Regions from separate parts of the Homo sapiens genome. Here region 2 is linked to region 1. A link is a contact called in ENCODE Hi-C or POLR2A ChIA-PET data. All regions are on one chromosome and are shown on one strand. Each heading gives the region's core, a stretch centred on a gene start or an enhancer-like site at or near the end of the contact. The rest is flanking DNA. Distances are from core to core; before and after follow the strand shown. Region 1 holds the start of TMEM120B (transmembrane protein 120B). Region 2 overlaps MORN3 (MORN repeat containing 3).

Evidence for each region. Hi-C counts contacts between places; a loop is a spot of excess contacts on that map. ChIA-PET counts read pairs that join two places held with the same protein, here RNA polymerase II (POLR2A). Pooled maps may share reads with other maps.
Region 2: a pooled map shows a loop between it and region 1 (2.7-fold over the local background). The contact joins the enhancer-like site here to the promoter of TMEM120B in region 1. A Hi-C loop is called at or near these places in 7 of 50 pooled maps. POLR2A ChIA-PET finds 5 or more read pairs at or near these places in 8 of 52 experiments (CD8-positive, alpha-beta T cell, H1, HCT116 and 5 more).

The regions. Positions count from the first base shown.
Region 1 is chr12:121,709,355-121,716,573 of GRCh38, reverse strand. It overlaps TMEM120B (transmembrane protein 120B), which reads right to left and starts at 3,822. Exons shown (of 12, transcript NM_001080825.2): 1 at 3,610-3,822. The coding sequence starts at 3,678. RefSeq lists silencers at 3,351-3,480, 3,661-3,710, 3,721-3,980.
Region 2 is chr12:121,655,639-121,662,857 of GRCh38, reverse strand. MORN3 (MORN repeat containing 3) reads left to right here. Exons shown (of 6, transcript NM_173855.5): 2 at 3,510-3,667. Among named protein-coding and RNA genes, the nearest start is that of MORN3, 10 kb to the left of the region's middle. Within about 2 kb of position 3,922, at least 18 of the 41 ENCODE cell types and tissues checked have a DNase peak (open chromatin) inside an H3K27ac peak, as active enhancers do; they include CD8-positive, alpha-beta T cell, where a contact is called at or near this core.

The DNA.
Region 1 (7,219 bases), core at 2,573-5,072:
AAAAAAAAGAAAGAAAAAAAAAGAGAAAAAGAGGTAAGACACAGAGACATTACACATTGTTACACATCACCCCAGAATCAATGAGATACAAATATGAAACCCTCAACCCGGATTCTAAGGAAGATGTAGGAAAATTAAAATAGACCAGGATTTTCTAGTAGAAAAAAAATCCTTCCTATTGTTAAGCTTTCTAGTTCAGTGTGCCCACCTACCTACCTGCTGTTACCTGCTTGTTCCCCAACAAATCTCTTTTTTTTTTTTTTTGAGAGAGAGGGTCTAACTCTGTCACCCAGGCTAGAGTACAGTGGTGCAATCATGGCTCACTGCAGCCTTGACCTCTGGGGCTCAAACAGCCCTCCTACTCCAGCCTCCCTAGTAGCTGGGACCACAACCATGCACCACCACACCCAGCAATTTTTTTTTTTTACTGTTTGTAGAGACAGGGGTTTCCCTATGTTTCCCAGGCTGGTCTCAAACTGCTGGGCAATCCTGCTGGGAGCGGTCCTCCCAACTTGTCCTCCCAAAGTGCTGAGATTACAGGTATGAGCCAATGCACCGAGCTCCCAACAAATATCTCGTATCCGAAACTGCCCAGCACATACGCAATGGACATCCTACTTACCATATACAGAGTCCCAGAGCCTTGCATCTTGAGAGTTCAGAGCTCTCACATCTAACATGAAGGGGAACGTGAGAAGGCAGAGAGGGGCCTACCAATATTTAGAGAACTAAATTATGGCCCCAACTTTACCACTAACTAGCTGTGTGGCCCCCGTCCAGGGAATCAGCATGCCCAAGCTTCAGTTTCCTCATCTGTGAATTGAAGATGTAGATGGCAGTTTCTGCTCCGATCTATGATCTTGACACCGGGAGCCATCCCTGACTGGCCCCTGACCCAGCAGGTGACCACCAAAGCCTGCAGCAAGCAGGCTCCCTCTTCCCCAAAGTAGGATGCAGTCCCTTCTAGTTCCCCCATCATGAACCGAGCAGGAGGCATCAGTTTCCACTCACTCAGACCTTCTTCTACAACCCTTGCTGTGCACCAGGGAACAAAATCAAGAATTGATTCCCAATCCCTTTGTCCCTAACATACCTCAGCATCTGAGGACCAAGTCCTAAGAAAGAGTCAAACAACTCCTTTGCAACCTCTGCCTGCCAAGACTTGCTATCTAATTGCTGTTAATTGCATTAATTGCACAGCTCTTAAGTGTTGTTGCTGTTTTTTGTTTTGTTTTGTTTTTGAGACGGAGTCTTGCTCTGTTGCCCAGGCTGGAGTGCAATGGCACAGTCTTGTCTCACTGCAACCTCCCCCTCCCAGTTTCAAGCAATTCCTGCCTCAGCCACTCGAGGATCTGGGATTATAGGTACATGCCACCACACCCAGCTAATTTTGCATTTTTAGTAGAGACAGGGTCTCACTGTGTTGGCCAGGCTGGTCTCAAACTCCAAACCTTGTGATCCACCCGCCTCGGTCTCCCAAAGTTCTGGAATTACAGGCATGAGCCGCCGCGCTGGGCCTCACTCTGAAGTGTTAAGACTCTTCCCCCTCCTCCTCCTTGTCTAAGGCAAAGCAAGGGACAGGAATTATGAACAACACAAGCTTCACACAGCAAACCTCTTCTCTTCTCCCATTCCCAACCCTAACACCCACTTGGTTCCACAGCTGACCATGACCTCCGAGCCCAGTAAGACAAAGCATTAAGAAGTGGCTGAGGACCAGGCACGGTGGCTCACTACTGTAATCCCAGCACTTTGGGAGGCCGAGGCAGGCAGATCACGAGGTCAAGAGATTGAGACCATCCTGGCCAACATGGTGAAACCCTGTCTCTACTAAAAATACAAAAATTAGCTGGGCATGGTGGCGCGCACCTATAATCTCTGCTACTTGGGAGACTGAGGCAGGAGAATCGCTTGAATCCGGGAGGCGGAGGTTGCAGTGAGCCACGATCGTGCCACTGCACTCAAGTCTGGTGACAGAGCAAGACTCTATCTCAAAAAAAAAAAAAAAAAAAAAAAGAAGTGGCTGAGGGCCAGGCACAGTGGCTCATGCCTGTAATCTCAGCACTTTGGGAGGCCGAGGTGGGTGAATCACCTGAGGTCAGAAGCCTGGCCAACATAGTGAAACCCTATCTCTACTAAAACACAAAAAAATTAGCCGGGCACGGTGGCGCACACCCGTAATTCCAGCTACTCAGGAGGCTGAGGCAGAGAATGGCTCGAACCCGGGAGGCGGAGGCTGTAGTAAGCCGAGATCACGCCACTGCACTCCAGCCTGGGCGACAGTGAGACTCTGTCACAAAAACAAAACAAAACAAAACAAAACAAGAAGTGGCTGAGTCTTCTCCGTGGGAGTGGAGCCAAAACAGTCCCCTGAGAACCGGATGGGACCCAGGCCCTAGAAGAGAAGGCATCAACCTACACATGCTGGACAGGTCGAGATGTGTCTAGGTCCCTTCCCCTCTATTCATGCCTGAAAGGGCACCCCCATTCCTGCCCCGGCTCTCCAGCAACCCTCTGTCTATTGATCAGAATCTACAACCACGTGTCTAGAAAGACCCATCAGAGACACCCTTGGCAACCTCCTCTCCCCTCTGCACACTGTAGGAGGCCAACTGAACTGCAGACAAGAGGTACATGGACAGGGACAATGTCACTGCTCCAAATGAGAGGACTGGGGTGATAGTGTGCAATGTAATTTCAGGCAAAGCCAACCCCCCGAAAAACAATCCCGTGACTGGAGAGGGAACAGCCCTGTCTTCAAAAATAGTCACCGAGTCCCTCTTGGTCAACCCCAAGGTTTCCTGAGGCGTCTCTAGTCAACACGGTAGGTAGCTGGGGCCTCTCTGAACCTCTTAGCAGGAACAACTGCTGCCAGGACCGCTCCCCACACCCAGCAGCAATGCCATTCTCTCAGGGGACCCCCGCCTTACACCCGCCCTCACTCCACCCCGTGTAAGGCTCCGGGCCAGAAGGATAGAGCTGGGAGTTTCCCCTATCACTGGGTGAGGCTACTCAGCTGTCCGAACTGACAGATGCTCTCCACGCCAAAATCAGCCTGCAGCAGCGTCAGAGCCCCCAAAGACAGGAAATAGGGGTCCCTAATCCCCAAGCACAACCTAGAGGTTCAAGGTGAACAGCTCTTAAGTACACCTCCCAAAACAGAGCTGCAGGATAGTGCTGCCCCGCCAGAGCACGGGGTGGGAGCTGAGCTACCAAAAGCAGATGGGAGGGGGCGGGGTGAGATCTGGGGAGACCCTGCAGAGGTGGGGGCTGGGCTGTTCTCTTTGAACCACCCCCACAGATGAACACGCCTGGAACTTGCCTCAGAGGCCACAGACCAACTTTCTGCAGCGAAGGGGGTGCGTGGAGCAGAGAGCCAGTGGGAGGGCGGCGGAAGAGGGGGCTGCGACCCGGCGCCCCACGTGGACGAAGAGCTGAAGCGCCGGGTGATGGGAGGGGGCTGGTCCATGCCTCCCGTCCGCCCCCAGGGCCTCTCCGGGGCACTCCCTAGGCCCTGACTGTCCCCACCGCCCGGGCCGGGGGGCTCAGGAAGGGCAAGGCGCTGCACCGCGGGCAGCAGAGTTGCGGGACCAGGTGGCCTGGCCCTACCTGCAGTTCTTGAAATTCTCCCTCCAGCTCGTGCCATTCGCGCTCGCAACGCTCCAGCTGCCCGGACATGATGCGATGGTGCAAGGCGGCGGTGCCGGCGGCTGCTCCCGCAGCGCTGCCCGACCGGCCCCCCAGCGCCCCACGCCCGCGCGCTCGCCGACCGCCCTCGGAGGCACCAGCTGTTCCTGCGCAGCCAGAGCCACGCGCGCAACTGACGTCACGGCCCCGCCCCGGCGCCCGCCCCGCCCCACGCCTGGGAGGCGGGGCCGCGCGTGCGCATGTGCCCCGCCCCGCCCCGCGTGCGGCGTTCCGGACCGGGACATGGCAGGCTCGCAAGGTCTTTCGGGGTCTGTTGCGGCCCCCTTGGCAGTGCCTCTGCGCCTCCAGAATCTGTCTCTTCCAGGAAGAGTTGGGGGACTTGTCTGCAGGTTGCATTTGCAGAGATTATTTGACTTAGATTGTGTGTTTTGGGGGTGTCTAGAGTTTGGGGAAAGGAGATTTGGGGGAGGTGAAATGAAAGCTCACCGGCCCCTGGTCATTGCCTGACTTGAGCCCAGGCCAGCGCCCCGGAAGGCTGGCGCTGACATCGACCATCCAAAAAGGTCGGGGGCCGGGCGGCGCAGCGCAGAGAGGGCACGGTCATTTCACGTTGTCATTATTATGTGCTGCAGCTAATACATCCTAGATTCCTGCCCTCTAACGCTCTGGGTGACGTTCTTAACAGCTGTTTCTGTCGCTCAAGGGACAACCGCCTCCAAGCTGATTAAATCCAGTTCTGTCCCCTCCTCTGCCAAGTCCTGCAAGAACTGCCCCTGCCTAGCTTTCCAGTCCCTTCTATCTCACCGCCCTGGACTCGTACCCTCCAGCCATTGCTTTTTCTCTTCCTGACCTTGCATGGAACTTTCTTCCCTCTAAATCTTCATACGATGTGCCTTTTTTTCATCATTCAGGCCTCAGTTTCAAATGACACCTGTGTTACTTTACTTTTTTATCTTTCTTTTTTCTTCTATTTTTATGGGTGTTTTTTTTTTTTTCTGTCGCCTAGGCTGGAGTGCAGTGGTGTGATCTCAGCTCACTGCAACTTCCGCCTCCCGGAATCAAGTGCGTCTCATACCTCAGCCTCTGGAGTAGCCAGGTTATACCACATCCAGCTAATTTTTGTATTTTTAGTAGAGGCGGGGTTTTGCAGTGTTGGCCAGGCTGCTCTCGAACTCCTGACCTTAAGTAATCCGCCCGACTTGGCCTCCCAAAGTGCTAGGATTACAGGCATGAGCCACCGTGCCCGGCCCCCTGTGTTCGTTGCTAAAGCTGCCATAACCACAACCTGGGTAGTTTAAACAATAGAAATGTATTCTCACCAACGGGGGCAACATAAGGAGACCTTGTTTCTACAAAAAATTTACAGATTAGCTGGGTGTGGTGGCACGCGCCTGTGGTCCCAGCTACTCCGGAGGCTGAGGTCCAAGAATTCCTTGGGCCTGGGAGGTCAAGGCTGCAGTAAGCTATGATTGCACCACTGCACCCCAGCCTGGGTAACAGAGCGAGACCCAGTCTCATAAAGAAAGAAGGAGGCCGGGCGCGGTCGCTCACGCTTGTAATCCCAGCACTTTGGGAGGCTGAGGCAGGAGGATCACCTGAGGTTGGGAGTTCAAGACCAGCCTGACCAACATGGAGAAACCCCATCTCTACTAAAAACACACAAAAAAATTAGCCAGGTGTGGTGGCACATGCCTGTAATCCAGTTACTCAGGAGGCTGATGCAGGAGAATCACTTGAACCAGGGAGGTGGAGGTTGTGGTGAGCTGAGATCGTGCCATTGCACTCCAACCTAGGCAACAAGAGTGAAACTGAGTCTCAAAAAAAAGAGAGAGAGAGGAAGGAAGGGAGGGAAGGAAGGAAAGAAAAAAAGAAAAGAAAGAAATGTATTGTCTCACAGTTCTGGCATCTAGAAATCTGAGAGGAAGGTGTCAGCAAAGCAGTGCTCCCTCTGAAGCTCTGGGCAGAATCCTTCCCTCCTCATAGCTTGTGGGTGTATGTGGTGGCGGGGGGCTCCTTCACTGGCGTTCCTTAGCTCGCAGCTGCATCACCCCAATCTCTACCCTGTTGCACCGTCTTCTTTCCTGTGTGCATGTCTGTGTGTGTCCTCTCTTAAAAAGACACCCTTTCTGGCCAGGCATGGTGGCTCACGCCTGTAATCCCAGCACTTTGGGAGGCCGAGGTGGGCAGATCACTAGAGGCCAGGAGTTGGAGACCAGCCTGGCCAACATAGTGAGACCCCATTTCTACTAAAAATACAAAAATTAGCCGGGCATTATGGTACAAGCCTGTATTCCCAGCTCCTTGGGAGGCTGAGATGGGAGGATCACTTGAGCTCCAGAGGTCGAGGCTGTAGTGTGTTGGGAAAAGCTGAGTGTTGGGAGAAGCTGAGGCAGGGCTTGTATGTCTGACACAATGTAAAAGAGTCTTGGAACATGTCCAGGGTCCAAGGTCTAAAACCCCTTGTGGCCTTTGGAACACCAAGCTCTGTGCTAAAGGGTGGAAGGCTGCCCTGATGCACCATAATCTAAGCCCAGGGCATAAAACCCCTCGTGGCTTGGATAGAATCCAGGGCTCGTGGCTCTGGAATGTGTCTAGACTTGCTGGCTCCTTGCTCCTTGCTCACCCAGGATCAATTGTATCTTGTGTTAAAAGAACCTGCTCTCCATTATCTTAAGTAGCGGAGCAAATGCTAAACCATCACAGCTGTAAATCATGGGCTTAATGCAACGTGCCCTCTTGACCTCCACATTCTCACCACCTGTTTCTCTGTTGGATTACCAATAAATAGCATGGGCTCCCAGGGCTCGGGGCCTTCGCAGCCTCCAGTAGTGAGCTGTCATCACACCACTGCACACTAGCCTGGGTGACAGGACAAGAGCCTCTCTCAAAAAAATAAAAATAAAAAAAAGACACCCTTTCCTAGTGTGATCACATCTCAACTTTACATCTGGAAAGGCCCTATTTCCAAATAGGGTCACATTCCAAGTGTTAGAAAGTGATACTAAGTGTTAAGTGATACTAAGTGTTACTAAGTGTTAAAGTTCATTCCTTTAACAAATATTTACTGAGGGTCTACTATGTGTCAAGCCCTCGGGTTCCAACAAAGCCTGAGACACAGACAAGTTCCCTGAGATCTTGTGGAGGTTACATTCCCGTGGAGGGAAACAACCACATAGTGGATACTTAATTGTTGAGTAAATGTTGAGTTGCCTGGGCAACATAGCAAGACCCTGTCTTTGAAAAAAAAAAAAAAAAGATTGAGTATCTACTATGTGTCAGACATTGTTCCAGGCATTAGAGACATAGGAATGAGGCCAGGCGCAGTGACTCACACCTGTAATCCCAGCATTTCGGGAGGCTGAGGCAGGCAGATCACTTGAAGTTCTGGCCTCCCAGTGGCTCACACCTGTATTCGCAGCACTTTGGGAGGCCAAGGCAGGTGGATCACTTGAGGCCAGGAGTTCAAAACCAGACTGACCAACATGGTGAAACCTCGTCTCTACTAAAACTACAAAAATAAGCCAGACATGGTGGCTGGCACCTGTAATCTCAGCTACTCGGGAGTCTGAGG
Region 2 (7,219 bases), core at 2,673-5,172, 54 kb after region 1:
TGTTGGCCAGGCTGTTCTTGAACTCCTGACCTCAGGTGATCTGCCCGCTTCAGCCTTCTAAAGTACTGAGATTACAGGTGTGAGCCATCATGCCCGGCGTTTTTTTTTTTTTTCAGTCTCACTCTTGCCCAGCCTGAAGTGCAGTGTTGCGATCTCGGCTCACTACAACCTCCGCCTCCTGGTTCAAGAGATTCTCCAGCCTTAGCCTCCCCAGTAGCTAGAATTACAGGTGCTCACCACCATGCCCAGCTAATTTTTGTATTTTTAGTAGAGACGGGGTTTCACCATGTTGGCCAGGATGGTCTCGATCTCCTGACCTCATCATCCGCCTGCCTCGGCCTCCCAAAGTGCTGGGATTACAGACACGAGCCACCGCACCCGACCTGTTTGTTTTGAGACAGTCTCGCTCTGTCGTCCAGGCTGGAGTGCAGTGGCGCAATCTCACTCACTGCAACCTCTGCCTCTGACGTTCAAGCAATTCTCCTACCTCAACCTACTGAGTAGCTGGGATTATAGGCATGCGCCACCACACCAGGCTAATTTGTGTATATTTAGTAGAGACAGGGCTTAACCATGTTGCCCAGGCTAGTCTTGAACTTCTAGCCTCAAGTGATTTACCTGCCTCAGCCTCCCAAATTGCTGGGATTATAGGAGTGAGCCACTGTGCCCAGCCTTAGGTCTCCAAATCTTGTACATCTTGTAACAAAAAGTATGCACCCTTTGACAGAACATCTCCACATTTTCCCCACCCCACCAGCCCCTGCTAATTGCTATTTTACTGTTTCTATGAGTTTGACTTTTTAGATTCCACATATAAGTAAAATCATGCAGTATTTGTCTTTCTCTGCTTGGCTTATTTCACTTGGCATAATGTCCTCCAGATTCATCCATGTTGTCACAAATGGCACGTTTTCTTTCTTTCTTCCCTTCCTTCCTTCCTCCCTTCCTCCCTTCCTCCCTCCCTCTCTCCTTCTCTTTCTTTCTTTCACAGTCTCACTCTGTCGCCCAAGCTGGAGTGCAGTGGCGCCATCTCAGCTCACTGCAACCTCCACCTCCCAGATTCAAGTGATTCTCCTACCTCAGCCTCCAGAGTAGCTGGGATTACAGGCAAGCACCACCACGCCCAGCTAATTTTTGTATTTTTAGTAGAGACCAGGTTTCACTATGTTGGCCAGGCTGGTCTCAAACTCCTGACCTCAAGTGATCAGCGCGCCTCGGCCTCCCAAACTGCTGGGTTACAGGCGTGAGCCACTGCGCCCAGCCCCCCCATAAGATATTCTTATACCCATTTTACAGCTGAGATATCTGAGGCTCAGAGAGACCCAAAGAATTAACTTACTTGGTCAAGGTCACAAAGCTCAGAGGGATAATGTTGAATTTGTTCCTGGGTTACCAAGGACCCAGACATGAATTGACCAATATTGGTACTCCACAAATATTTTATTCATCGTTTTGTTAAATATGTATTAAGCTCGGTGTACTGGTGTGTGCTTGTATTCCCAGCTCGTCGAGAGGCTGAGAAGGGAGAATCTCTTTAGCTCAAGAGTTCAAGACCAGCCTGGGTAACATAGCAAGACCCCATCTCTAAAAAGAAAGAAATGCCTGGTGTGGTGCCTCATGCCTGTAATCCCAATACTTTGGGAAGCCTAGGCAGGAGGACTGCTTGAGCCCAGTAGTTTGAGACCAGCCTGGGCAACATAGAGAGACTCTGCCTCTATAAAATTTTTTTAAAAAATTAGCCAGGTGTAGTGGCATGCACCTGTGGTCTCAGCTACTCAGGAGGCTGAGGCAGAAGGATCATTTGAGCCTGGGTGGTTGAGGCTGCAGCGAGCTGTGTACGTCAGCATAGCCAACACAGCCAGATCCTGTCTAAAAAAAAGAAAGAAAAAGGCCAGGCGCGGTGGCTCACGCCTGTAATCCTAGCACTTTGGGAAGCCGAGGCGGACAGATCACCTAAGGTCGGGAGTTCGAGACCAGCCTGACCAACATGGAGAGACCCCCGTCTCTACTGAAAATACAAAATTAGCCAGGCGTGCTGGTGCATTCCTGTAATCCCAGCTACTTGGGGGGATGAGGTGGAAGAATTGCTTGTACCTGAGAGGTGGAAGTTGCAGTGAGCCGAGATCGTGCCATTGCACTCCAGCCCAGGCAACGATAGCAAAACTCCGTCTTAAAAAAAAAAAAAAAGAAAGAAAGAAAGAAAAAAAAAGGCCGGGTGCGGTGGCTCATGCCTGCAATCCCAGTATTATGGGTGGCCAAGGCAGACGGATCACGATGTCAGGAGTTAGAGACCAGCCTGGCCAATATGGTAAAACCCCGTCTCTACTAAAAATACAAAAATTAGCTGGGCATGGTGGCGGGCACCTGTAATTCTAGCTACTGGGGTGGCTAAGGCAGGAGAATCTCTTGAACCAGGAGGCGGAGGTTGCAGTGAGCCGAGATCGCAACACTGCACTTCAGCCTGGGCAACACAGCAAGACTCTGTCTCAAAAAAAAAAAAAAGAAAGAAAGAAAGAAAAAAAAAGAGAAAACAGTAAATTAGCAGGTATTAGTCACCTACAACATGCCAGGAACAGTTTGTTTGTTTGTTTGTTTGATTTTGAGATGGAGTTTCGCTCGTCTCCCAGGCTGGAGTGCAATGACGTCATCTCGGCTCACTGCAACGACGTCATCTCGGCTCACTGCAACCCACGCCTCCCAGGTTCAAGAGATTCTCATGCCTCAGCTTCCTGAGTAGCTGGGATTACAGGCGCCTGCCACCACGCCTGGCTAATTTTTGTATTTTTAGTAGACACAGGGTTTCGCCATTTTGGTCAGGCTGGTCTCGAACTCCTGACCTCAGGTGATCCACCCGCCTCAGCCTCCCAAAGTGCTGGGATTACAGGCTCGAGCCACTGCACCCAGCCTCCAGGCACAGTTTTTCAGTGCAGGGAACAAAACAGACCAAAGTCTGTGCCCTCCTGCAGCTCACATTCTCCTGGAAAAGACAGGCATGCGACACTAATCAACAAATAAGAGAATTACCTCTGGCCGGACGCAGTGGCTCACGCCTGTAATCCCAGCACTTTGGGAGACCGAGGTGGGCATATCACTTGAGGTCAGGAGTTTCAGACCTGCCTGGCCAACATGGAACCCCATCTTTACTAAAACACAAAATTAGCTAAGTGTGTTGGCGCACACCTGTAGTCCTAGCTACTCTGGAGGCTGAGGCAGGAGTATCTCCTGAACCCGGGAGGCAGAGGTTGCAGTGAGCTGAGATCGCGCCACTGCACTCCAGCCTGGGCGACAGAGTGAGACACTGCCTCAAAAAAAAAAAAGAAAGAAAGAAAGAAAGAAAGAAATGGAACTTTCCTGGCCTTCTCCTGGGTACTTGGTGTCTAGGATGATGCGCAGAGCCTGTCCCAGCTCTCTAGATTCGTCTAGTTGGGGGCCCCTGAGGCTCAGGCAGGCACACCACCCCCACCCCCCGGCGGCCATGTCTGCAGCATTGCCCATCTGTGTGTCACCAGGGAAAGGAACACAGGTCTGGAAGAAGAAAGGAGCCATCTATGAGGGGGACTGGAAGTTTGGGAAGCGAGACGGCTACGGCACCCTCAGCCTTCCTGACCAACAGACAGGAAAGTGCAGGAGAGTCTACTCAGGCTGGTGGAAAGGTGATAAGAAATCGGTGAGCAGGCCTGCCAGCCGGGGTGTGTGTGTGTGTGTGTGTGTGTGTGTGTGCGCGCGTGTGTGTTTAGGGGAAGCCGAGAGAGGCCTGGGAGAAAAGAGAGGGGAGGTCTACAGGGAGGAGGACAGGGTTGTGCTGCTCGTGGGAGAAGGAAGGGGTGGGGGAATTGCAAAGTTTCTCAGAACAAAACCCAGGAAACAGGAAGCAACAGAAGGCCAGGGAGGAGCCCACGAAACCCTGCGGTTGCGAGGAGCCAGCCAGGCTTGTGGGGACGAAGTCGCCTCCACCCTTTTCCCCCTCGTTTCCTGGCTTTCTTTTCCCCAGGTATCACTTTCTGAGAATCCCCTTTCTGCTGGGCCTGAATAAAAGGGAGGTAGGAAAAGTGGGAGCAAGAGAGCAGGGGACAGGAGAGGAGGGTCCCGGGGGGCCGAAGCCAGCCAGAGGCGCGTGCTCAGCCCGGAAACACCCAAGCTGGGCACAGGTTCCCTCCATCTACTCCCACAAGTGTGGAGGAATCCTCACCATCAGTCCCAGAGACACTAATAATAAACAGTATTGCAACTGAGCAACTGCTACTGTGAGCCTGAAACACATATTTAAAACTTTTTTTTTTTTTTTTTTTTTTGAGAGGGAGTCTCATCCTGCCGCCCAGGCTGGAGTGCAGTGGCGCCATCTTGGCTCACTGCGAGCTCCGCCTCCCGGGTTCACGCCATTCTCCTGCCTCAGCTTCCCAGGTTGCTGGGACTACAGGCGCCCGCCACCACGCCCGGCTAATTTTTTGTATTTTCAGTAAAGACGGGGTTTCACCGTGTTAGCCAGGATGGTCTCCATCCCCTGACCTCGTGATCCGCCCGCCTCGGCCTTCCAAAGTGCTGGGATTACAGGCGTGAGCCACCGCGCCCGGCCTGAAACACATTTAATATTCAGTTAACTCTCACAGCAACAGCTCATCATCATCATCATCTTCATGCCCATTTTATTGATAAGCAAACAAGCTCGAAGAGATGAGGTGTCTTGTAACTGCCCAAGGGGTTCACCTTGCCGGTGCCTGGCCTTGAGTTGTATTATTACTCAAATCAGTCTCCCCGAACATTCCAGCAGCAGAGTTTTTAAGGATAACTTGGTGGGTGGGGGAAAGACAGTGAACCAGGAGTGCTGATTGGTCAGAGATAAAATCATAGGGAGTCAAAGCTGTCTTCTTGCTCCCCAGACAGAGCCGATTCATCAAGACGGGAATTGCAATAGAGAAAGAGTAATTAACACAGAACTGGCTGTGTGGGAGACCTGAGTTTTATTATTATTATTATTAATTTATTTATTTTTTGAGATGGAGTTTCGCTCTTGTCGCCACGCTGGAGTGCAATGGTGTGATCTCGGCTCACCGCAACCTCCGCCTCCTGGGTTCAAGCGATTCTCCTGCCTCAGTCTCCCGAGTAGCTGGGATTACAGGCATGTGGTACCACACACTGCTAATTTTGTATTTTTAGTAGAGACAGAGTTTCTCCATATTGGCCAGGCTGGTCTCGAACTCCCGACCTCAGGTGATCCGCCAGCCTGGGCCTCCCAAAGTGCTAAGATTACGGGCATGAGCCACCGCGCCTGGCCCTGGGTTGTATTATTACTCAAATCAGTCTCCCGGAACATTCTGGCTGCAGAGTTTTTAAGGATAACTTGGTGGGTGGGGGAAAGAGTAAGCCAGGCGTGCTGATTGGTCAGAGATAAAATCACAGGGAGTCAAAGCTGTCTTCTTGCCCTGAGTCAGTTCCTAGGTGGGGAGCCACAAGATCACATAAATCAGTTTATTGATTTGGGTAGTGCCAGCTGATCCATCAAGTGCAAGGTCTGCAAAATATCTTAAGCATTGATCTTAGGAGCAGTTTAGTGAGGATCAGAATCTTGTAGCTTCCAGCTGCATGACTCCTAAACCATAATTTATAATCTTGTAGCTAATGTTAATCCTACAAAGGCAATCTAGTCCCCAGGCAAGAAGGAGGTCTTCGGGAAAGGGCTGTTACTGTCTTTGTTTAAACTATAAACTATAAGTTTCTCCCAAAGTTAGTTCAGCTTAAGCCCAGGAATGGACATGGACAGCTTAGAGGTTAGAAGCAAGATGGAGTCAGTTAAATTAAATCTCTTTCACTGTCTCAGTCATAATTTTGCAAAGGCAGTTTCAGTCTTGCCTGGAGTCACACAGCTAGCAAGTGGTAGAGCCCAGGGTTTCATGTTCTCTGCTCCCAAATTGTTTATTGGCAAGTAGGAAGAGAAAGCCCTGAATAACCAATTTACGTAGAATATGGTATTAGGAGGGATGTTTTCACAGGGTGCCCAGAGGAAGGTCATCAAGCCCAGCCTAGAGAATTCAGGACAGAAGGCTAAGCACAATGGCTCACGCCTGTAATCCCAGCAATTTGGGAGGCAGACAGGGGTGTATCACTTGAGGTCAGGAGTTCGAGACTAGCCTGGCCAACATGGTGAAACCCCCGTCTCTACTAAATAAAAAACACAAAAAAAATTAGCCGGGCATAGTGGTGTGTACCTGTAGTCCCAGCTAGGGAGACGGAGACATTAGAATCGCTTGAAGCCAGGAGGCAGAGGTGGCAGTGAACCGAGATCACGCCACTGCACTTCAGCCTGGGCAACAGAGTGAGACTCCATCTCAAAATAAATAAATAAATAAATAAAACTATATAATAATAATAATTAGCTAGATGTTGTGGTGCACATCTGTAGTCCCAACTTTTCAAAAGGCTGAGGCAGGAGGATTGCTTGATCTCAGGAGGCTGAGGTTATAGTGAGCTATGGTGGTGCCACTACACTCCAGCCTGGACAACAGAGCAAGACTTGTCTCAAAAAGAGGGAATTCAGGGCAGGCTTCCTGTAGGAGGTGACACTAAAAGATGCTAGGAGTTAGCCAGGAAGAAAAAAAAGGGAGAAAGATGGGAGGCAAAAAAATAGCAAAGGGAACGAGATGTAAAACAGCAGAGTGTGTCTGCCCTGGGACAGGAGTGAGGAGAAGAGTTGCGGGGGCCCTCAGGGATATGTGGGAAATCAGGATTTTGAGGAGTAGACTTGGCTTCTCAACCCAACCTCCTCGGGTGTGATCTGCAAACAGACCTTGTTTCCCTGTGGTTGGACACTAAGTGTGGTGTTTTTTGTTTTTTGAGACGGAGTCTTTCTCTGTTGCCCAGGCTGGAGTACAGTGGCGCGATCTTGGCTCACTGCAAGCTCCGCCTCCTGGTTCACGGCCTTCTCCTGCCTCAGCCTCCCGAGTAGCTGGGACTACGGGCACCCACCACCACACCCAGCTAATTTTTTTGTATTTTTAGTAGAGACGGGTTTTCACCATGTTAGCCAGGATGGTCTCGATCTCCTGACCTTGTGATCCGCCTGCCTTGGCCTCCCAAAGTGCTGGGATTACAAGCGTGAGCCACAGCGCCCAGCCTAAGTGTGGTGTTTTTTGTTTGTTTGTTTGTTTGTTTTTTGAGACAGTCTTGCTCTGTTGCCCAGGTGGGAGTGCAATGGCACGATCTGGGCTCACTGCAACCTCCGACT